Linked DNA regions of Homo sapiens: regions 1, 2 and 3 are each linked to region 4. A link is a contact called in ENCODE Hi-C or POLR2A ChIA-PET data. All regions are on one chromosome and are shown on one strand. The core of a region is the stretch at or near the end of the contact, and the rest is flanking DNA. Distances in the headings are between cores, read along the strand shown. Region 1 has its middle 110 kb from the start of LINC01522. Region 2 has its middle 91 kb from the start of SULF2. Region 3 holds the start of LINC01523 (long intergenic non-protein coding RNA 1523). Region 4 overlaps PREX1 (phosphatidylinositol-3,4,5-trisphosphate dependent Rac exchange factor 1).

Region 1 (5,591 bases), core at 2,423-4,922, 520 kb before region 4:
CCTTAAAAAAAAAATTGTTAAAATGGTTAATTTTTAAGTGTATTGTTTTACCACAATATAAAATAATATTTTATTTTATTAACTATTATTAACACAATAGTGGTCTTTGGCAACTATGGGATTATTTCAGGGGTTGGCTAAAGGGGTCTCAGCTTCAAAAAGACAAAGCTGAGGAAAAGGGAGAAAAGAGAGTGAGAAACACAGCCAGAAGGGGCTGACCAGGGCTGAGGGAAAGGAAGCTGGGCCAGGGCTGCGGGCGAAGCCCTGTTGAAAGGGCAGGTGAGGCCTCACAGGCAGGGGCTCGAGACCCAGCCAGGTTGAACCTAGGGCTGGCAGGACACTTCCATAGTGATAGGAAGCCCAGCCTCCCTCCCAGTGCCTGGCGTGGGCCGAGGCCTTGTCCATCGAGGCCTGCTCTGTGGATTCAGGAAGAAGACCATAGGCAAGAAATCTTTTCGTTTCGGGAGACAGAAACCTACCTCAAATTGCTGCAAGCCAAAAAGGAATTCATTGGCTCATGTGACTGAGTCATCAAGGGATAACACAGGCTTTGGGCACAGCTGCATTCAGGAATCTGCCTCTCATTCCATCCCTCTGCTTTTCTTCCACTGTTTTCGCTTAATTTGTAGGCAGGTTTTCCCCTCATGATGGCAGAGACGGTCACAAGAAGCTCCAGGCTACATCTTACAGCCCAGCAATTTCAGAAGTATGAAAGAGAGCCCTGGGAGGCCGAGGCGGGCAGATGACCTGAGGTCAGGAGGTAGAGACCAGCCTGGCCAACATGGTGAAATCCCATCTCTACTAAAAACACACAAAAAAATGAGCCAGGTGCAGTGGTGGGTGCCTGTAACCCCAGCTACTTGGGAGGCTGTGGCAGGAGAATCACTTGAACCTGTGAGGTGGAGGTTGCAGTGAGCCAAGATCATGCCACTGCACTCCACCCTGGGCAACAAGTGAAACTGTCTCCAAAAAAAAAAAAGAAAAAGGAAAAAAAAAGGAAGCGAGACCAGATCCTCAGAGCGCTGAGTGCTGGCTAACCTCCCTCATTGGCCGGGCATGGTCATGTGACCATCTTCCATTCAAAACTTTGCCCAGCAGAATGGATAACTCTGATTGGCCAGGCTGAGGTCACATGTCCACTCCTGGAGCCAAGGGTGGGGTCAGCCCCACACTAACTACAGGGAGAAGAGGTGGTTCTCCAGAGGGAAGACAACTGCTGCTACCATAAGCTGCAGAATGCATGCGAGGCAGACAAAACCTGGAAGGCCATGCCAGTGCTCCTTCCCCATAAGACCCACTGGACAAGGCAGCACCAGGTTCCTGGGCTCAGACATAAGAATGAGGCAGAAGCCAACAGACAGTAGAAAACCTGTTCTCTGTAGCTTCCAAGGAATGACGGGCCACAGGGCACCTTTGGCCTGATCCTTCTGCAGACCTGGCATTGCCCGGAGAGGCTATCCTCGGACACCCTAGTGAGATGACCGCATGCCCACACCCTCACTGACAAGCAGCCCACTTGCTGCCCGAAGGAGACTGAGTGGTGGCACTGTCCTCTCTCTCTGGCCAGGAGGCTGGCATTTGGCAGAGCTGCCAGTACTGGCAGCTGAGAGCTTCTCAGGGTCCATGCCAAGTGGTGTGACCCAGTGGGACTGAGTGTGAAACACCTGGCCCAGTGCATTTCTGAGCCAGACAAAGCCAGCCTCTCTGTGCACTGGGCATGAAAAGCAAGACCAGGCAGCCACGACTGAGGGACACCAGGGCATCAGCAGCTTGATGGGGAGACCAATTGTACTTTGACCCCATCAGCAGGAGAAACTCAGATACAATCCTTAAGCACGACTAGAGTGGGTGAGAGCAAGAGGGGGCAGAGGAAAGATACAAGGAGGCAGCTCAAACCCTCCCACAACTTCAAAGTGGGAACGGATTCCTCAGGACCCTCTCCTGGGCTCATTCACTATCTCCTCTTTCTTCTCACAAGCACATCCATTTTACAGGGCCCAAGGAAGAAGGTGAGGGTAGATGGGTTGGAAACTAGGAATGTCTTCCATTATTCACTTTTCTCATAATAATAGCACTCCTGAATTCTAGCTGGGTGTACAGCTGCACAGAGTGAAGACTACATTTCCCAGCCTTCTCAGGGCTGGGTGTGGCCATGTGACCAGGCTCTGGCCAATGAGACTGAGCAGAAGTGGTGAATGTGACTCCCTTCTGGAGTCCTCAAAGGGCAAGGATGGCAGCTCTCCCTTTCATGTGGTTGGAACCCAGACATGTCAGGGAGCTGTCATGGGCCATGTGGAAGAGGGGCACACCCTAGGGACGGCAACCACAAGACAGAGGGAGCCCGGTGCCTGCCTGACCCCATTGTAGAGTGGAGCTGCCCTACCACCTATGTTGAGGTCACTGTTGCTTTGGGTCTTTGCAGCAGCAGCCTAACTTATAGACCAGCTCTTCCAGATTGGAGGAAGAATCCAGAGAATTCCCCTCAAATACACCAGTGCCCTTCAGAAGAATGAAGTCAAAACACGGAGACAGAATCCTGGGACCTAGGGTGGGAAAGAATGGAGTCTAAGCTCTGCCCACCCATTCAGCAGGTAGGCAAGGTGAGCCTGTCTGCCACTGTTCCTGCTCTGAGGATAAGGAGGTGAAACAACCTGGTCAACAGCATTACCTCCTGGTGCTGACAGTTCCTGTGTGGGAAAACAGACAATCAATAAGTTAAAAACAAACAAACAAAAAAAGATGATATTTTTCTGAGAGTGGTGAGTCCTCTGAAGAAAGCAAGCAGGCCCGCTGGTGGGAAAGGCTAGTTTATGTTGAGTGGTCAGAGGAGCTGGCATCAGAGCTAAAATCTGCAAGTGGAGAAGAAGCTGCATGGGAAGACTTTCACAGTGAGGGAACAGCAGGGGCAAAATCCCAGAGGCAGGAACAGCTTTGCACAATCTCCTAAGAAAAATCTTATGATCCTAAGAGCTACACAGCATGCTTACTGCGCATTAGGAGTGGTTCTTGGCATTCCTATGTGTCATATCCTTTAACCCTCACCCCTAAGGTAGGCGTGATGATTTTCTTCTTCATTTTACAAAGCATGAAACTGAGACGGAGGGATGTTTAATCAACTTGCCTAGGTCCCACTGCTGATAAACAATCGAGCCAGGCTTAGAACTCCCTCCCTTCCCTCCCAGGCTGGGAACTCTCTCCCCTTCTGCACTTCCGTTTTACCACCGAGCCTTAAATCCTGCAGTGGCTTGAAAAATATAAACCCTGTAGTTGTCAGAGCTAATGAGGACAGGCCTGTCCTGTGGCCTCTACCCCATCCAGATCCCTGGCTGGCTTATTGAGGTGTCATAAAACCTCACTGAGTGAATATATGGAGAACATCCTTGCCTAAAAGGACGGTCAGGGGCACAGAACAACATTTCTTTCCTTCTTATTTCTCTAATGGAGCAGACCGTCTTGAAGCTGTAACTCAAGCCAATGTGGCAATCCACAATCAGCCATCACTGAGTGCCAGGGGTGGGTCAGCACTTATGCCAGGATCCTGGGGTTAAAAGGTGAATAGACCACGGATCTCAGCCCCCTCAAAGATTTTGGTGCCCATCCCAGCCAAGCTCCTATGGCTTTTATTTCCTTGAAAAGCAGCATCTGAGCAGAACAGCTAAAGAAGGCCAAGTAAGAAGCAGTCTTGGCTGAGTGTGATGACTCACGCCTGTAATCCCAGCACTTTGGGAGGCTGAGGCGGGCAGATCACTTGAGCCTAGGAGTTCGTGACTGACCTGGGAAACATGGCAAAATCCTGACTCTACAAAAAATACAAAAAATTAGCCAGGCATAGTGGTGCATGCTGGTGGTCCCAGCTACCCAGAAGGCTGAGGCTGGAGGATTGCTTGAGCCCGGGGAGATGGAGGCTGCAGTGAGCTGAGATTGCACCACTGCACTCGGCCACTGCCTTCATTCAGTTCCCTGTTTCTTTTGCTGTCATCTGCTACTGATCTCTTTGTTTCCAGTCTTGTCCTAAAATCCCATTTCCAGAGATCCTGTCTAAAAAAAAAAGAAGCACACAGTCTTGTTGCAAAGGAATCAAAGATCAATAAAATTAATGTCCTGTGAATAAAACCATGAATGAAAGCCCCTCTTTGCCCCAGTTTCCCCTTCACTTCCACTTCCCTCCCTGAAAGCCAACCTTATCAATGGTTTGTATCCTTTCCTAGAGTTTGGTTTTGCGTAAATAGGGGTACAATGCTTTAGATATTGCTGATCCTTTTGATTCCGCTTGTGTCCCCTGATACTTTTGCCTCCCAAATATTTCCTAACGTCCACCCCCTTCTCTGCAGCCATTGCCCTCATTCAGGTTCCTATTTCTCTTGCTGTCATCTGCTGCAGATCTCCCTGTCTCCAGCCTTGTCCTAAAATCCCAATTTCAGGATCCTGCTGGAGAAATCTAATTAAAATGCAAATAAAACCACGTAAGGGACATTTGAGACATTCTGAAGCTACCCAGCATCTTCTGAATGTCCACCTGGTGTTGAGATAGTCTCCCATTGTGCAGTTTCTACCTCTCCAGGAAAGAAACCAGAAGACATTCATCCAGACTCCCTTGCTGCTGGGGGCAGTCATGTGACTTTGGCTTCTCCAATCATATCCTCTCATTTGAGGCTATGATTTGGGAGGGAATATGGAGGCAGCTTAGACAGACAGAACTGAGGTTTTCTTAAAGCGAGGGAGTGGAGGCATCTGGTTGTTCTGGGGTGGCAGGTGCACTTTCTGGTGTCTAGTGCCCCGTGGTTTGGTGCAACTCCTAGCTGTGTGTTTCCTGATCTATGCGCTGGCCCTTTGGAAGAGTCTCTGTGCCACCTACTACCCTTTAATGAATTTCTGTTTTGCGTAAGCCAGAGTGGATTCTGTTGTTTGCAATGAAGCAGACTGATTGTTACAGATCACATCACTCTCCTATACAAACTCTTCCTGTGTAAAAGTTTTCATTGGTTCCCCTGCCTGCCTGCTCGCCCCCCTAGCCTCTCCTTCTGGTGCCCTCATTTCACATTTGTACTCCAAATATACACCAACTGTATGCTCTGCACCGCTCCTCCTTTTATGCTATTCTGTGTACTGAAATTTTTATCTTACTACTGGCTGTGATGTGCCCACTTCTCAGAAGAGACAGCTGAGTCTCATGGACATGGTCACATGGTGCTGCAGAGCCAGGATCAGGACTCAGTCTCCTGCCCTTCCATCAAACACACGATCTTGCTTTGGAGAAAGCGTCAACACCACTCAACCACTTTCAGGCTGAGGCCCCTTCTCCTTTGTGCTGAATGAAAGATCCTGTTAAACCCCCTTTCCCTGATGCCCCTTTGCCCACAGCACATGCACCACACCATGCCTAGGCTATGCTCCCTCTCCAGGCTCAGGCACCACCCCACACACTCTCCTTTGCCCAGGGAGCTTCCTCTGCCCAAACTGTCTTCCCCATCTCTGTGGTCTGGCTTTGAAGCCAGACTCCGTGGGTTCAAATCCTGACTCTGTCTCTTCTGAGATTAGGCAAGTCACTAAATCTCTCTATGGCTCAGTTGCCTTGTCTATAAAATTAAGAT
Region 2 (5,947 bases), core at 3,317-5,816, 740 kb before region 4:
TCGCTACAATTTTATTAGAAGAATTATGTTGAAAAATGAGAACTTGATTCATTCTTTGATTAAGAATTAGGGCACAGGCTGGGCGTGGTGGCTCAGGCCTGTAATCTCAGCACTTTGGGAGGCCAAGGTGGGCGGAACATGAGGTCAAGAAATGGAGACCATCCTGGCCAACATGGTGAAACCCCGTCTCTACTAAAAATACAAAAATTAGCTGGGCGTGGTGGTGTGCACCTGTAGTCCCAGCTACTTGGGAAGCTGAGGCAGAAGAATCACTTGAACCCAGGAGGTGGAGGTTGCAGTGAGCCAAGATCGCGCCACTGCACTCCAGCCTGGCGACAGAGTGAGACTTTGTCTTAAAACAAAACATAACAAAAAAACAAAACAAGAATTAGGGCACGTTTGCCACTATAACCTAAATGTTGTTGAATAGGAGAGAAAAACTCATTTTCGCCAATTTAATTTCATATTTTTTGATAAAGCTGTAGTTAAGCTTTTCTCTTTTCTTTTTTTCTTTTTTTTTTTTTTCAGAAGAGGTGGTGAGTGTGTGGCTGACAGCAGGGGCTCTGGTGCAGGGTGACCTGATCCAGTCCTGATGATGCCAATTTCTACACAAGCAACCACCTTTCTGTGCCTCTGTGTTTTCATCTGCAAAATGGGGACGGTGAGGTAGTAGTGCCTGTGTTTTGGAGAGTATATGATTTAATACACATGGAGTACGGGGAACAGCGCCTGGCCTAAAGTGAGTCCAAGGTAAATGTTTGTTAACTAAATCACAAAGCATTTGTTGTGAAACTTTGGTACTCAATTTAATTGAATTTACCTTGAATGGGCTTTTTAGTTGTACGGGTTGTCCTCAGATAACAACGGCCTTGTTTCATTACACGTGGTCCTGGCTGGGAAGAAAAGACACCACAGTTTGATAAGAGGGGCCTTGGGGGACCTGACCTGGGCCCTGGGCCTGGGCGAGGAGGTGATGAGGACACAGGAGAATCCCCCCAAGGAGGTGACATTCATCTGAGATGTGACAGGTGACGAGGCTCCTGGAGGTAACTGGGTGAGGATGGGGTTGGGGGTGGGGGCACATTCTAGGAGGAGGGGCCAGCACGTGCCAAGACCTTGAGGTTCCGGGAAGCCTGGTCTGTCCAAGACCAGCGGAGAGGCCAGTGTGGCCATGACCGAGTGGACACAGGGGTGAGTGGTGGGAGGTGGGACTGGACGGGGGCAGGGACCTGTGGGGGTTTGGTCCAAGGGCAGCCTCTGAGGTTTGATGGGTCCGATCTTTCTCTTTGGACGTCCCCATGGGAGGGCCTCCTTGTCTAAGGCTGATCTTTTCCTCCCCATTCCCACCATGGCCTGTTTCACAGGTAAGAACCCGGGTGGGAGGGGAGACCTCTGTTTCAGGGCCTTGGCCACATCTCAGGAGAAAATCTGTGAAGACTGATTTTCAGGAAATGCTTGGCTGGGAACTCTGCCATGGGAAGCAGGGGTCTGAGAGCCAGGTCAGCGATGCTGTCTTGTACTCGTGACTGAACTGGAGGCCGGGCAGCCAGGAGAAGCCCCAGGACCCTCCTGATTCATGCGGGCCTATGCAGGAACTGCCAGGGGTCAGAATGAAGGCATCTGGCTTCGGGAGCATCCAGTGGGAAGCAGCCCAGGCTGGGAAGTGCAGATTTTACCGGAGCTGTAGGTTTTCATGAGGAACCTGGGGGTCACTCAGGCATCTCCCTGCAAACAGCTGCCTGCCCACGGTGAACATCCAGGGGTCAGGTCCCAGGGCTTCTCCTGGCTTCCCTGCCTCCAGTTCAGTCCCAAGAACAAGATGGTGTCACTGACCTTGCTCTCAGACACCCGCTTCCCACAGCAGAGTTCCCGGCCTGCCTGCAAAGTGCTAACCACACTGTTGGAATTCCTCAGGGGTGAGCACGAGCCTCTCCGTTTCATCTGTGCCTATCGTGGACACATTAACTATTTCATGAAGTAACACAAGTAGCATCTGGAGTAAAAAAATTAACTAAAAATAGGTGAAACAGTGAAATTCAGTGACAAGGATGCTCATGAATAATTAAGAGGCCGACACAGGACCACGTTTTAAGGAGATTCTCATTCCTAAGCCTGTTGCTTTTCCCTGCACAGCACAAGCAAGACCTGATTTCCCAGCAGGAAGGTTGTCTTAATTAAATCTTATTTGTCAAGAAGGCAAGATGTATTTGTGTTTCCTCAGGCTCCCATTATTATAAACTTCGCAATGTTTTCTCTGAGAAATGCTCCTTTTCTGCTCAAAAGAGCTGATTGTTGCTGTTTTTCTCTCTTCCATTGTGAGAAGGAAATGCTACAAGTTCTTTGTCAGGTAATCAATTATCCTCCTTAAAGGATCCCTGAAGTGTCATTTGAAAATTATGGCTCCTGAAAAATAATAAAATGGCCACTTTAACATATTGTTGCCTGTCAGAGTGAGTTTCTCTCCCCTGCAGAGTCACAGAGCCTGTAAATTGCCCGTGGTAATGACCTCTGGCTCCAAATGCAGTCACTGGTCTCTGCACAGATAGACACTGTCTGTCACTTCTGGGGTTTCACTGTTGACGCTGTGTCTCTTTTAGCTTCTAGGAAGCCCTGTAATGATGCTGTAATTAGCAATGCATCCTTCCCTCTCTCCCAACTCCAATTGCTGTAATTTATGTCTCTCAACAATACTTACACCAAGCACGCCATCTGTACCACTGTGTGGGGAAGGAAGTTCTCAGGTTCAAGGTCTCAGGGAGATAAACACAATTTTAAGTTCACAGACATCCTCAGCAATCAACATCAACTACCACACCAAGAAAGCAAGACCTTGGTATTGTTGGCGAGTAGCAGGTAATTGATGATCTTGTCAGCATGATCTACTGTCCCTGATCTGTATCAATATGAAATAAGAAACCATTTAAGAGGTGTCAGGAAAACATGTCAGGCCCCCCTCCTCCTCCTCCTACCATTTGACATTGACTCATTCACATATAAAATTGAGTCTTTGTGATGGTGAAGTGTTAAAGACCCCGTGTAGTCAAATTACTATCATGAAACCAGTGAGTGGAAACAAGTTATTAAATGTCCCTGGTTCCTCCTCATTCAAACAGGTGGAAGAAAACAAACAGAAAGCTTAGATGCAAATGTGACTTCATGCCCAAGTGTTCGTGAGAACCAATATACGCCAAGAAAGAGAAAGCCGGGTGGTGCCCCAGATAATTCGGGTGAAAAAGACTTCTACCAGAAAATCAAAGACATCCAGGCACAGCTTGAGGATGCAGCCGTAGTCCATCCATCGTGTCTTCTTGTGAATGAGCCTCAAGTTTCTTAGCAACACAGGACACGCTAAGTGTCCCTGTGACATTCAGTGGAAATGTTGAAGCATCACTGAAATTCCTTGAGCCAAGGTGCACCTGTTCAGGTCTCAAGACCTTTTCTGAGAGCTGGGCAGACCACCTTCCCTCACTGGGCTTCAGCTTCCTTATTTAAAACTACACATTCCTTTGGACATTCCTTGTTTCTGCCCAATGCAAGATAAAGGAGAGGTGGCAGAAAAGTTGAACTTGTTTCTGCTGGTGTTCCCGGAAGAAAAATCTTGATCTCAGGGCATCCTGAGGTGTGTCCTTGGGAGAATGGATCCTTGATGTTATGAATGAATTGTGTAGGAATCGCACCCTCTAATGGAAAGTCGAACTTTCAGACTCGCCAAAAATCCAAAAAGAGGGTTCTGAAGTGTATGTGGAATCTTCATGTGTCTTTTTGCAAGGACATTACTCATTCATTCCCAAGGCATTGGGCCGTTCCACTGTAATTCACAGTTAGTTGGTTAATTGCTGGTGTAGACCCCAACATTTAGATATCCTACTTCCTTGCAAGCAGAGCCCTGGTTTTGCTCAGATGCTGGGAAGCAATGTGCTCTCTGACACCAGGGAGTGGATTACCATTGGTCTGAGCCCAGCATGGCAGTCTCACTTACTTTTAGTAATTGGCTTGGAGGGGACATTGAGTCAGGGCTAGTCAATGAGATGTAATTTGGGAGTCTATTGGTGGGGGCTTCTGGGGTCTCTAAGGGGATCTGTGAGGAGCAACTCTCTCTTTTCTCTCTTCTTTATTCTGGTCATGGTTCTGAGTGGATGTCTTGGCAGGTGAGATGGCAGCCATCTTGTCTCTATGAGGGCACAAGGCAGAGGAGAAGGCTGGCACACAGAGGAAGGGAGAGCAGAGCCAGGGGGCATCAGCAGCAAGTGGCTGAGGTGACCAGCAGGGGACTTGCCTACGTGTGGCTCTCAGACCTTTCCTTATTGCTGCAAGCATTTCCCTCTGAGAAGGACCAGCTCTACCCACACTCTACCACTCCATCTGCAAGCCCAGAGGTGCCCAGGAGTCCCTTGGCCTCCATATGAAGCTACCCCTTCCCTGGCCCACACCTCAGCTGACAGGGGCTGATAGGAAGCTCCACAATGCTGCGTGAGCCTGGAAAGATCCCCACCTTCCTGCTCCTAAAGACACACCTTCCCCACCACATTCCACCCTGAGAGCATGGAATTAATCACCGGATACCTTCTATTCCTGTTGAAGTCCATCTCCTCGTGAAGCCCGCCTCCTGGGTCATCCTTTGTCCCCTGGACTCTCAGCCCTACATGACCCAGTGGGAAATGAGGCCTGAGCCCTATTTCTCTGGCCCTTCCTGCCCTGTTTCTGTGTCAGTTTCCTTTGTAGCATTGTCATTGTCTGACTCAGTCTTTCCTGGGGATCCTGGAGACAATCATCTTAGCCCAGGTCTCCTCACCCAGAGCCAAGGCCAACTGAAAGAGTCAGTGCCTTTGGGGCGCAGTGCCTTCGGGGCAGATGCAGCCCCAGGGGTCCAGGGTGGGGAAACGGGAAGCGAGGTGGGGAGGCTGGGAAGTGATGACTGAGCTGATGACAGCCTCCCAAAGACCCAGCTGGTCACCAGGTCACGTGGAGCATTTCCAGACAAGCTGTGCAGAAACGCTCCCCACAGGATGGCCCATATGGGGATGGTTGGGAGGGGCCATTTATAGCTAATCTCTCTTTTTTCCTCTCCCTTGAGGGTGCAGGTTTGCTCTTCAGGGAGTCGTCTCTTTCTTTTCTTTTCTTTTCTTTTTTTTCTTGTTGAGACTGAGTCTTGCTCTGTCATCCAGGCTGGAGTGCAGTGGCATGATCTCAGCTCACTGCAACCTCCACCTCCAGGGTTCAAATGATTCTCCTGCCTCAGACTCCCGAGTAGCTGGGATTACAGGTGCCTACCACCATGCCTGACTAATTTTTGTATTTTTAGTAGAGACGGGGTTTCACCATGTTGGGCCAGGCTGGTCTTGAACTCCTGACTTCAAGTGATCCACTTGCCTCGGCCTCCCAGAGTGCTGGGATTACAGGCATGAGCCACCACACCTGGCCGAGTCTTCTCTTTCTTAACACCAGGGTGCATCACCCAGTCCCTTGGCAGCTGCTGGGGAATCCAGATCCCACGCTCATTTTTGTGGCAACTTAGCTGAATCCAGAATTGGTGGAGGATCCAGAATCTTGGGGCGTCGGTCTCAGGCCGTGTGTGGTGTAAGGCCTGAAACTGAAGTGTAATATTAAGTACGGCCTTGATGTCTTTGAGCTTCACAGGGCTGCAGAGGCCAAACTACTAGTTCCCTTCCCTCACCAATATGCTCCCAGCTCAGTGGGAAAGACTCCCACCTGGTAGGTTTACCTGTCAACTGGAGCAGCCACGCTCCACCTGGTCCTCAGCTTAACTGGCTTCACCTCTCTGCCCACAGGAACCAGGGGTACCTCACCCCGTTGTTACTTCAAGGTCTGCCTCCCACAGCCCCTCCTGTTCTCTCTGTTCCCAGGTGCACACCCTGTGGCTCTGCAGGGCGCGTGTTATCCTCCCCTGCGGGCTGTATTTGTGGCCGACCCACTGCCCGTCTCATGT
Region 3 (5,542 bases), core at 7-2,506, 640 kb before region 4:
TGAGTAAATTAACAAAACTTCCAAACTAACTAAATTAAACATTTAGAATAAATCCTAATTTTATAAACCAAGTAGATTTTATATGTGCATTAAAAACACTGGAGTTAGATTTTATTTTTTCTCTATTTCTAGGAATATTTTATAAACTTTTCAATTACTTTTTAAAATCAGAAAATAAGTGAACATTCTTAAGAGTAAAAATATAATAAAAGCATAGAGCAGCCTTGAGGTGTGACGGGTAACTGTCTTATCATCTGGGACATTTTTTCATTTCACAAATGCTCCCTTCTTCTTTGGGATGCCTCAGGGCAGGGACCCTGTCTCCTCTCTGTCTTGGTGGCACCAGGAACAAACATGGCCCAATAAATAATTGATAACAACAATTGATAGCGCCTTGAAAGGAGTCCGTTCACTTCAGGTGGCTCACTAACTCCTCAAGGCTTTCTCTTAAGTGCATTTCATTTGTTTGATTTTTTTTTTCAACTTAAATGGATGAAAATTAAAGCCAGGAGAGAGCTGTTGGCTCGCGGACAGCCAGAAAGAGAAAAATAAATGAGTGCAGTCCCTGAAGGGCCACAGGGTGGGGGCTGGACCTGAGCACCTGCCGTGTCTGAAAGTCCATTTTTTGCCCAGTTGTTCTCTAAGGCACTATGATCTAAAAGTCAAAAAAGAAAATGGATGATGTATGGAACAACATTCAACATTGTTACTACAACATAAGAAAGTTGGATTTAGAGATCAGAGAGAACGGTCCCTGCATCAGAGTCACTTGCTAACAGGTGTGTACTGAGTACCCACCCCTGCCAGGCACTGCTCTGGGTGCTGGGACAGGGCAGGGAACAAAACAACGCCCCCTGCCCACCACCCACTGCGAGGTTACTTTCGAGTCTGGAGGACAAGCAGTAGCCATTGAACCGGCAACTGCATGATGTGCGGGAGGTGGGGGCTGTTCTAAAGGACGATAGAGGTGAAGGGCAAGGCCGTGTCAGGGGTCAGGAGGCCTCTCTGAGGAGGTGGGCGAGCCCTGGGAAGAGCATCCCAAGCAGAGGCACAGCAGGTGCACAGGCCCCGGGGCAGGAGAGACCTTGGTGATCCTGGGTGAGGAACAGCAGGGGGGCGGGTGTGGCTGGAGCCATGTGACCCAGGGGGAGGTGAGAGGAGATGAGGTCACAAGAGAGGGCGTGGAGTGAAGCGGTGAGGGGTGACCTGTGGCCTGTGGTCACTGTCTCCAGGTGAGCAGGTCCCAGTGGAGAGCCAGGGCTCTCAGGGGTCGTTCTAGGGGGAGGAGCATCAGCACCCCGGGGCCCTGCTGGGAAAGCCAGCTTTCAGGCTCTGCTGAGACCTCCTGAATTGGAACCTTAGGGTGGGCCTCGCCATCGGAGTTTTAACAAGGCCTCCAGAAGATTCTGACACTCACCAGAGTCTGAGAGACACAGCAGAGCTAGAACCCGGGCTCCAGTTTTCACCCAGGAGACAGGAGGATTCTGGCTGGAAGGGCAGGAGGGACTGGGGTCCCCCCCAGAAGGAGCGCCCCAGGACGATGCCACACAAGGTGGACATTCGCTCCTCCTGGGAATGTTCTCTAAGGGTTGCTTGGACAGGAAAGTGGCTCTCTGAGCTGCCTGGCATTGGAGATGCTGGGGTGAGTGCCCCAGGAGCAGGCCTGCACTGGTGACTGACAGGCAGGAAATAAACACCCCAGCTTCCCCTGTGTCTGGGTGACTCTGAGGGGCGTCCCGTACACAGATCCCAGGCTGCTCAGCAGGATCGAGTTGGGAAGGGGGTTCCAGGACAGGAAGCAGCATGACTAGAGGTGGAAGAACCTTGGCATATGCAGGGCACTGTGTGTAATTCCATCGGGCTGCAGTGTAAGCTTGCAGAGAGGAGGAGGGAGAGTGGAGTGAGATGGAAAGTGACTGATGAAATGTATGTCTCCCCAGGAACGTCGGTCACGGATAAGCCCCCAGTGAAGGGACTTAGGAAGCCTCTCCCCCTTCGTGTTCTTTCCCCAGAGAGTCTTCAGAGACTGGAAATGCTTGCCAGGGAGGAAGAACCACTTTCTGTCCTCCATCCTCAGGAGCACAGAAGGGTGAAGCTGAGCCCACATAGAGAAGCATCTCATGCTGTCTGCAGCGGCTGCAGCGCTCTCCTGGGGCAGGAGATGCTCAAAGGTCAACATGACTTTGAAAAGGGGCTGGGAGAAAAGCCCCCAGTGCTGGCTCTGGACTCACTATCCCAGGGCTCTTAAAGGGCTAAACATGACTAGATTGTAGTGAGCCTTTCCTAACATGCAAAGAAGCATCCAGGGATAATGTCTAAATACAGATGTGCTATTTCTCTCCTCCTTCTTTTTCAACTTTTCCGTCACCCTCAGTGTCCTCACAGCAGCTTCCCCTTGTCCTGTGACAAACCTGGAGCAAGGTGCTTTGGGTGGGAGGCAGAGTAACATGGGAGACCCTGAGTTCTGCATGTCTCTGCCTGTATTTCCCTCCTTCCTTCTAGTTCATGGAGGTAAACAGGTGTGGCGACTCCTCCTGGCAGGGACTTTCACAGGACAGAGGCAGAAGCTACTTGAGAAAGATTTAGCTCATCAGAGCGAGGGGCGGGGTGGAGAGGGAAAGAGATGGAGGAGAAGATTACTGAAGAATGGAAAGGTGCAATGTCCCCCAGGTCCTAGGGATGTGCTGGAATGCAGAGGGTGGCTGTGAGGTCCCACACCTGTAAGCGGGAGTCACTGGATTCCACAGGTGGCTGACCTGCTGACCAGAGATGTGAGCCCAGTTTCCTCTTCTGTAAAATCAGGCGTAGCCCGGTGGCTTTCAACCCTGGCTGTATGTTAGTGACACCTGGGAAGTTTTAAAGATTTCTGACGCCCACATCGGACTCCAGATCTATCAGATCAGAACATCTGGGTTTAGTATCTTTAGTGTCCCTCAGGTGACTCAAATATGCAGCCAAGATGGAGAGCACTAACCTAAGCTAAGTCCTGTTTATGAGAATTTAGAGACCAAGAAACACTTAGAGCAGGTAGGATCCTAAGAAATCACCTGATGCAACTCCTACCATTCGCAGGGGAAGAAACTGGTTTTCAGAGAGGCCAAATCATTCACCCAAGGACACAGAGCATGCTAGTGGCAGAGCCATTTCCAATATTCCCTCTGCCTCTTGACCTCCCTAGAAGACCCACTTGAAGCTCTCAACTTCACAGTAGAGCTGGGTCTGAGAGGCCCACATGGGATCCCTGATTCCAGGAAGGAAGCCCAGGCCTCCTGGCAGCTCAGTGAGTCACACTGCAGCAGTGGCCCTGAGGCCCCTCCTTGAAGAAAAATTCCAGGAGGCTTGAAATGCTCTCCAAGATATAGAAAAGGAAGATGTGCCTGGAAACTGGAGAAGATTGCACAGTGGATATAAATATTTGGGTTTTGTGGCTTCTTTTCCCCGCAAAAAATAAACATGGCAGAATTGCTTCTCACTGAAAGGGCGTCTGGGTTTCATAAACAGACCATAAAGAGGCACCTGGAGACCCAGAACATCCCCAAATCAGCATCTGTCCCTGCCTTCTGGCTGTACCTCCATCCTCCTCGGTCTCTCTCTCTCACCCAGGCTCACAATACAAGGAAGCACTCTTGCCTTTTGGAAAAAGGACGGCCTTCTCCCCACCACTTGTCTCTTGGCTCCTCCCACAGGTGGAGGGTGAATCTGATTGGTGGGAAGATAAGACTCTGGGCTCCTCCAGTGGGCGGGGCTAATATGCAAATGGTCAAAAGAGTTAGGATGCTTTTGGCGGCAACTAACAGAAAATGCAGCTAAAAGTGGCTTATTTTCTTGCTACGTAAAATGGGTTCCATGAACCAGCAATATCAGTTCATTAGAAATGCAGAATCTCAGGTAATACCCAACACTTACTGAATCAGAATCTGCTTTTCTCTTTTTAACAAGATGACCCAGGTGATTCATATGCATATTAAATTTTTTAATTACTTAGAGTCAAGTTTATTTTGCTTAAGCTTTCTACCTGGCTGAATATCTAATTACATATTAATTCCAAATCTTCCCCAACGCCCCTGCTACGTTTTCCTGTTTGAAAAAAAAATCACAATACCAGAAGGAATTGATTTCTGATATGTAATATACATTATTTAACCGCCTTCGTGCAGTTCAGGAAATGGGTTCCCCACATTAATTCATGGAGCCACAAAAAATTTAGTGAAATTTGGCTAAATAATTTTAGATTCACACGTGATTGTAAGAAATAGGAAAAATCTCACATGCACTTCACTCATTTCCCCCCAATAATACCATCTTCCTAATTATAGTAAAGTTTCACAACCAAAATATTGACTCTGATACAATCCATCTATCTGACCCGGGTTTCACCAGTTTTATATGCACTAATTAGTGTGTATTTAGTTCTTTGAAAGTTTATTACATGTTTAGATTCATGTGACCACCACCATTAAGATTGAAAACAGTTCCTTCCTAAGCATTCCTCACGCTGTCCTTTTATAGCTTGTTCCATGAAGAGCAGGTCTATGTAAACCTTTCCCCAAAGGCCCAGCAAGCTGAGAGGCTGAAGAAAGAAGCTGACAAATCCAGCTTCTATGAAAGAAACATTTAGTAGGGACCTACTAAAGCGATATTTCAGGTGGCTGCCAGACTGTGGATCCCTACACCCACTCTCCAGAAAATATCCTTTAGATAGGAAGCTTCTGTTTTTGTAAAATACGTGCAACTACTCACACCTCAGATTGTGACACTTGTGACCGCTAAGGAGGTTAGATAAACATATTTATGAGGGGTTATCTATGCTATAGGCATTGTTTCTTTTTCTTTTTATTATACTTTAAGTTCTAGGTTCATGTGCACAACGTGCAGGTTTGTTACATATGTATACATGTGCCATGTTGGTGGGCTGCACCTGTTAACTCATCATTTACATTAGGTATATCTCCCAATGCTATCCCTCCCCCCTCCCCCCACCCCATGACAGGCCCCGGTGTGTGATGTTCCCCACCCTGTGTCCAAGTGTTCTCATTGTTCAATTCCCTTTATGAGAGGTTATCTACACTATGAGAGCACCTTAGTATGCAAGAGTCAAACACTGGTCATCATGGCGGTTTTGCTTCAAGATGGTGTCACTCTTGCCACACAAAAGGTTGTTTTCCTACATAGCTATACTCTTCTCCTTCCTTCCTCTACTCCTAATGCTTGGAAACCACTATTCCGCTCTCCATTTTGATAATTTTGTCATTTAAAGAATGCTGTAGTGGCTGGGTGCGGTGGCTCACGCCTGTAATCCCAGCACTTTGGGAGGCCGAGGTGGGCGGATCGCTTGAGGTCAGGAGTTCAAGACCAGCCTGGCCAACATGGCGAAACCCCGTCTCTACTAAAAATACAAATATTAGCCAGGTGTGATGGCGGGTGCCTGTGATCCCAGCTACTTGGGAGGCTGAGGCAGGAGAATCGCCTTAACCCGGGAGGTGGAGGTTGCAGTGAGCCGAGATTGCACCACTGTACTCCAACCTGGGCTATAGAGCAAGTC
Region 4 (5,703 bases), core at 825-3,324:
AGATGTGACAGCCCTCATGTCTCCCCAGCCTCAGTGCCCCAGGACCCCCTGCCCTCTTCCTGACAGCAGGGGATGTGAGGGAAGGAGGGCAGCCCTGCATCCCACACCCAGGCCCCCTCCCCTCCCCTGATACCCAGCAGCCACGGGTCCATCGTCTTCCAGTGTCAGCCACGCACCATGAAAACAGATACCACCCACCGGGGCCATTCCTGTGCTGTTTTTCAAAGAGCTGTTTGGGCCAAAAGCCAGCAATGCAAGTCTGTGTGCCCTGCAGGGCTGGCCCTCCTCCAGCTCTTCATCTCTGAACCTCCTGTCCCTGGAGCAGCTCATCTCAGCCCTGCCAGTGTCTGGAAAGTGCCCATCATCACCTACAGCTCTAGGAGGGCTCTGGCGAAGCACAAATCAGGACCTGAGAGCATCTCCCGTTACCCATCAGCCCCGTGGCGGTGACATGTGTCCAGCAGGCAGCAGAGCCACTGGGAGGGGCACAGGGTGGGTTGGCTCTGATTGGAGCGGACATGGCAAGAAGGATCTGGAGGTGGAAGCCAGGGCAGCAGGGCCAGCTGCAGGGTGGGGGTGCTCGGGCAGCCCAGCATGGGGAACTGGAGCCTGGAAAGTGCTGGAAGGGAAACATTGCAGGAAGCAGGAGGACAGGGAAGCACCCACCCCACATGCTGGGCAGAGGCTGGCTAGGGACCCGCCCTGGGAGTGGATGGACTTGAATCCTGGGCCCCTCTGCTGAGACCCTCAGGACTTCGGGATGGGAAAACAGAACAGCACAGGGCCGCTGCAGTGACCCAGGGAGAGGAGCTGAGCCAAGCCACCCTCACGCACCCAAGGACCTGCCCCTGGGCCACACCCCAGACAGAGCCCCGGGCTCAGGGTCTGGAGCCACACGGCCTGGGCTCAAATCCAGCCACTGTCCTTGTGAGCAAACTTTGGCTGCAATAATGGGAGGTGCAGCTGGTGAAGGCGCTGGCAGCGGAGGCATTTCCTTAGCATCCCTCTCCTAACCACCCCTGCCCCACTCCAGCCCTCCAGGGAACGCTACCAGTGCCCGGAGGGAGGCAGCTTCAGGCTTGGCTTTCGGCCTCCCCTGCCTGCAAACCCCGAGCTCCAGGCTTGCAGTGGGAGCCTCCCAGGAGCTCTGGGCAGGAGGCCCGCAAGGCTAGGCGGGGCGCCCTGGCCCACAGCGCCATCTAGTGGCCGTCACTTCCACAAAGGTGCACCAGTGACTGTGGGTTTCTGGTCACAAGCTTCGTAAGCACCCCGCTTTACAGTGCATAAGGGCCTTTCATATCCTTCTCCTCCAATCAGAAGAGAGGAAGGGAAAAAAGAGAAAAGAGAGAAGGGAAAGATCCCCGAAAGGAAAGAATTGAAAAATCGAGTCAAGCTCACAGACATATGTTATGGGACAAAGACAAATATAGAAAAGCTTAGAGAGAGAGAAAGAAAATGAGGGGGACGAAAGTAAGAAAGAGACAAATTTTAAAAAGTTTTTAAAAAGAGAGAAAAAAAGAGAAAATATTCACGGCAAGCCCAGCCCAGGAGAGGGATAGCGCCAGTGCCCATTGTCCAGACGATTCCAGGCCCCGCCTCCAGGCTGGCTCTGTCCCAAATACCTGCACCCAGGAGCCAGCCTTCGGTCTGAGTGCTGGAGCCCGGGGAACAGCAGCCTCTGGGCACTACGCGGTCCCCAGCACCACCTGCTGGACAGACAGGGCACTACACTTATCCCGGGAAGTTCCACTTTGGGGCCCTGGAGGAGACTCCTGGTACCCCCGCAAGGCAGCCAGGTGGGCGTAAAGTCTCCATTTCTCAAAGAAGGAAGCTGAGGGTCCCAGAAAGACAGAGAATCTCAGATATGGCCACTCAGCAAGTATCAGGTGTTGACAGATTCAGGAGCAGGCGAGGGTGTCTGACTTCAAAGGTCCTAGTCCAGCCCCCCATGAATGAACCCACGTGGCAGACACAGAGGTTAGAGGGGCCCGCTTGGCCACAGATGGGTGTGGCTTGCGCCCCCCGCTCTGATCACTGTGCTAACCCTGCTTTCTTCTATTAATATTTAGCCGTGATTCACCACTGTCTGGCCCTGGGCTACAGTATGGAAGGGGTGTGGTTCCTGCTCTTACTGCTGGGGGGAAGGTGGACAGGAAGTACACCAACAGTTATTTAGATAAAATCATAAAGCGGTCAACACACCCCATCGTACCTTCCACTTCCTGGGTGGCCTCTGTTGCAGTCCACGCCAAGGGGCCATCTCTGGGTCAGCACCTTTTGACAGATGAAAAAACTGAGGCTCAGAGGAATTCAACCACCTGGGCCCTGCCCTCATCCTGGAGGAGCAGAGAAGGAGAGGCTCCGAGAGACGTCAATGCGGGGCTGCGCCTGCCCCTTGATTCTCCATTGGACGGCACAGTGACTCCGGGTCACCAGGTCCTCCCCGAGCTGACATCGCCATGGCAAGTCCAGAGCTAAGGATCTGGCCGTCAGCGTGAGCAGGCCGGATGAGTGCTCGGACCACGTGGCTCCGGGGAGCTGGAGAGCTGGCACCCTCCTCAAGAAGACAGCCGCTCCTCAGCTCCAGCTGACATGTAGCCAGGTGGGAATGTGGACCAGTGTGACCAGAGCTTCTGATTTTTTCTTTAATCTTTTTTTTAAGAGGCAGGACCACACTACGTTGCCCAGGCTGGAGTGCAGTTGGCTATTCACAGGTGTGATCAAAGCGCACGACAGCCTTGAACTCCTGGTCTCAAGCAATCCTCCCACCTTTGCCTCCAAGTAGCTGGGACCACAGGTGCGCACCACCACACCCAGCTCAGAGCTTCTGATTTTCGAGACAAACTAAAAATCAGAATTCAGAGATGAAATTTGCTGGTTCATAAATATAATTCATTTTTTTAAAACACCATATCAGGAAGGAAGTAAAAAAAAAAACCCACATTTAGTTCCAAGTTTCAGCCTGGAGCCATCAGTTTGAGACCTCTTGTCTCCTGCAAAAATGTCCGCTTGCTCTGAGAGGCCCTTCGTGCTTAGTTTTATACTTGGAGAAACACATCTCGGAGAGGGAGGTGGGCCCGGCTCTCCCTCCCAACTCTGCAAGCACAGCTCTGAGCCTGTAAAGTATGCAACTTGCTCAAGGCCACAGAGAGCCGGCTGGAAACCCAAGCTGCTCCTGCCTACGGCCCCAGGAGAATGTATGTTCCTTCTGCGGGCCCCCAGGGTGGAGGAGAGGCTGAAATCGATGCTTTCTAGAAACGTGTCTGCCTGAAGGAAGACGTCCAATCCTCCCTGTTGACCTCAAATATAGATTGAGGTAACAGGTCTTCCCTCGAAGTGATTTTCCCTGGATCCAAACACTGGCCTCAGATAATTCTAAATAATCAATCCATGACTGTGCCTGAAACCCCACCAGGATTCCCTCTTGCCTGTTAGAGTATTGAGTCCTTTGAAACCTGTAACTGAGAGACGCGAGGATCTCTCTCTGGGAGGGATCCAATCTGGGCCTTCAGAGAATGTAATCTGCAACAGGTTAGTTTGGAAGGAAAAGAGACTGAAAGAGAAGGGGCTCGAGTGTGAAATGGCAGGGCTGGGTGCAGCACCATGGTACAGGGGAGTCCCAAGGGTGGCCATGACCCAGAGGAAACTGTCATCGATTTCAGCATTTTCCAAAGGATTGGAAATCGGGAAAAGATGGAATAAAGAAGAGGCCATACGCAACATACCGAAACCCGGTCTCTATAAAAATTTTTAAAAATTAGCCAGGCATGGTGGTGTGTGCCTGTAGTCCAGGCTACTTGGTAGGCAGCATACTGAAACCTGGTCTCCACAAAAAATTTAACAAATTAGCCAGGCGTGGTGGCACGTGCCTGTAGTTGCAGTTACTTGGGATGCTGAGGTGGGAGGATAAATTGAGCCCAGGAGGTCGAAGCTTAAGTGAGTCATGATCGCGCCACTGCACTCTACCCTGGGTGATAAGAGCAAAAGACCCTGTCTCAAAAAAAAAAAAAAAGGACGAGGGGGCACAGGGCTGGCACAGCAGAACAGGTCTGCAGCCCAGGGAATGAGGTTTCTCTGACTATGCAAACAAACCCAGGCAGCTTCATAAAGATCACCTGGGCCCAGGCAGGTGGAGAACCTGCTGACAGCCTAGGATGCAGCCACCAGGCCCAGGTGTGCACGCAGACTCTCTATTCTCATTGGTGCATTTCACGTCTGCCCAATAGGCCTGTTTGTGGCCAGCGTAAGTTCTGGCTGACTGGGGGTCCGGCACGACCATGTTGTGGGTATTTTGAACTCCACTCCCGCCTGGATCCAACAGGCCTTGCAGGTTGGAGCGAGGAGGATTCTATGGCACCCCTTGGATCCACACTGTCCCCTCAGCACAAGTAAGCCACCCAGGAGGAGGTGTGGAATTCCTGGGAAAACAGTCACTTTTTCCTACCTTCACAGTGAAATGGGAGCTCAGAATCCAGGGGGGAAAAAAGCTGAAATATCAAATAAGGCCTGTTATTTTCCTGTATACCTGGGTTGCAGGCAATCCGTGCAACCTCGGGTCGTCCTCAGCAATCACCCCGCGAGAGAAGCTGCATCGCCCCATTATCAAGGAGGAAACTGAGGCACAGAGTGAAAACATCACTGACTTCGGGGTCGCTGGTTCAAGGCCCCGATGCAGAGATCAGCACTGTCCTCCATGAGGCTTTTAAAGCGCGAGCTCATCCCCTAGTGCCCCCGGCCGCACCCACCCCCCAAGCCACCCACCGCAGATGAAGCAGATCACAGCCTCGTTCTTTGTATTATAAACTGACTTTTAATAATAATAAAAAATCTATCAAGAATTTAACGAGAAGAATCTGTACATTTTAAAGTAAACCAGTGCACAATGCGCTGGCCCTGGGCCCTCCCCCATTTCCCGCAGCAGGGCTAAAGCGGGTCCTCCTTTGTCTCTGATGCAAGATACAGTGACAAGGCCACTGCCTGCCCTCGTGTATGCTGCGGCAAGAGAGGGAAGCGCACCCTGGAGGGCGGGAGGCTCGGATGCCAGATGCCGGGAGGGCTTCAAGCTCCCAGGCCTGGGGGCAGCAGGGAGCCCCCACCTGAACTCACCACCTGCCAGGGGTGACAGGCGTCCCCCCGCTTCCTCCCCAGCTGTGACCTTTCCCTGAAGGCATACCGAAGCTGGGGGGACAAACTGCCGAGGGGGCTTGTGTGGGTCCCTCCTCCCCAGCAGGCAGGGTGGCTTCCTGTGCTCTGGCTGGTGATGTCCCAATCGCCCTGCTCTGAGAAGTTACCATCAAGAAAATAAATCACAGAAGCCACCGCCCGGTGTTTCCCAGTGACCCTCTAACCCGTGTGACACGGCACCTCAGGTGGGGCTCCATCCCCTCCAGCTCCAACCCTGGCTGGCCACCTCTCAGGCCCTTGTAGCCAGTCACTCAAAGAGAGCGAGTTCTAACACCGGCCAACCGCTGGAGAATGGAGGGTGGGGGAAGGAATCACAGTCGATACCTCAAAACGACACCTTACAACCCTAATATTAACAAACAGGAAACAATGACATTTTTTAATTTTTCAATAATTTAGTTTTTCTTTTGTGCTCTTTTTTTTTTAGTAGAAGCAGGAACAGTTGTCAATACTACCTTCTGTTGGTCCCCTGTTAGACAACATACCTTTCTTTGAAATGTAAAATGTCAAATATATAAT

What was found. A loop is a pair of places that touch in the nucleus more often than their neighbours do. ChIA-PET counts read pairs that join two places held with the same protein, here RNA polymerase II (POLR2A). Pooled maps may share reads with other maps.
Region 1: a loop to region 4 is called in a map with no recorded cell type, with 2.9 times the contacts of the local background. The contact joins two enhancer-like sites. A Hi-C loop is called at or near these places in 1 of 37 single-sample maps with no recorded cell type and 1 of 50 pooled maps. POLR2A ChIA-PET finds 5 or more read pairs at or near these places in 1 of 52 experiments (MCF 10A).
Region 2: a map of endothelial cell of umbilical vein shows a loop between it and region 4 (12-fold over the local background). The contact joins two enhancer-like sites. A Hi-C loop is called at or near these places in 1 of 168 maps with a recorded cell type or tissue (endothelial cell of umbilical vein), 1 of 37 single-sample maps with no recorded cell type and 2 of 50 pooled maps.
Region 3: a loop to region 4 is called in a pooled map, with 3 times the contacts of the local background. The contact joins the promoter of LINC01523 here to the enhancer-like site in region 4. A Hi-C loop is called at or near these places in 5 of 168 maps with a recorded cell type or tissue (OCI-LY7, PC-9, endothelial cell of umbilical vein and 2 more) and 19 of 50 pooled maps.

What each region holds. Positions count from the first base shown.
Region 1 is chr20:48,096,064-48,101,654 of GRCh38, forward strand. No RefSeq gene overlaps it. Among named protein-coding and RNA genes, the nearest start is that of LINC01522, 110 kb to the left of the region's middle. Within about 2 kb of position 3,673, at least 2 of the 41 ENCODE cell types and tissues checked have a DNase peak (open chromatin) inside an H3K27ac peak, as active enhancers do.
Region 2 is chr20:47,873,990-47,879,936 of GRCh38, forward strand. No RefSeq gene overlaps it. Among named protein-coding and RNA genes, the nearest start is that of SULF2, 91 kb to the left of the region's middle. Within about 2 kb of position 4,567, at least 3 of the 41 ENCODE cell types and tissues checked have a DNase peak (open chromatin) inside an H3K27ac peak, as active enhancers do.
Region 3 is chr20:47,981,970-47,987,511 of GRCh38, forward strand. It overlaps LINC01523 (long intergenic non-protein coding RNA 1523), which reads left to right and starts at 1,257. Exons shown (of 2, transcript NR_109942.1): 1 at 1,257-1,552; 2 at 2,013-2,344. The region is part of intron 2 of LINC01522 (long intergenic non-protein coding RNA 1522); the gene reads right to left. LOC107985436 (a long non-coding RNA gene) reads left to right here and starts at 5,089. Exons shown (of 4, transcript XR_007067623.1): 1 at 5,089-5,155. RefSeq lists an enhancer at 1,140-1,639.
Region 4 is chr20:48,619,462-48,625,164 of GRCh38, forward strand. PREX1 (phosphatidylinositol-3,4,5-trisphosphate dependent Rac exchange factor 1) reads right to left here. Exons shown (of 40, transcript NM_020820.4): 40 at 4,791-5,703. Among named protein-coding and RNA genes, the nearest start is that of PREX1, 210 kb to the right of the region's middle. RefSeq lists enhancers at 1-700, 1,523-1,582 and a silencer at 1,093-1,222. Within about 2 kb of position 2,075, at least 9 of the 41 ENCODE cell types and tissues checked have a DNase peak (open chromatin) inside an H3K27ac peak, as active enhancers do; they include PC-9, where a contact is called at or near this core.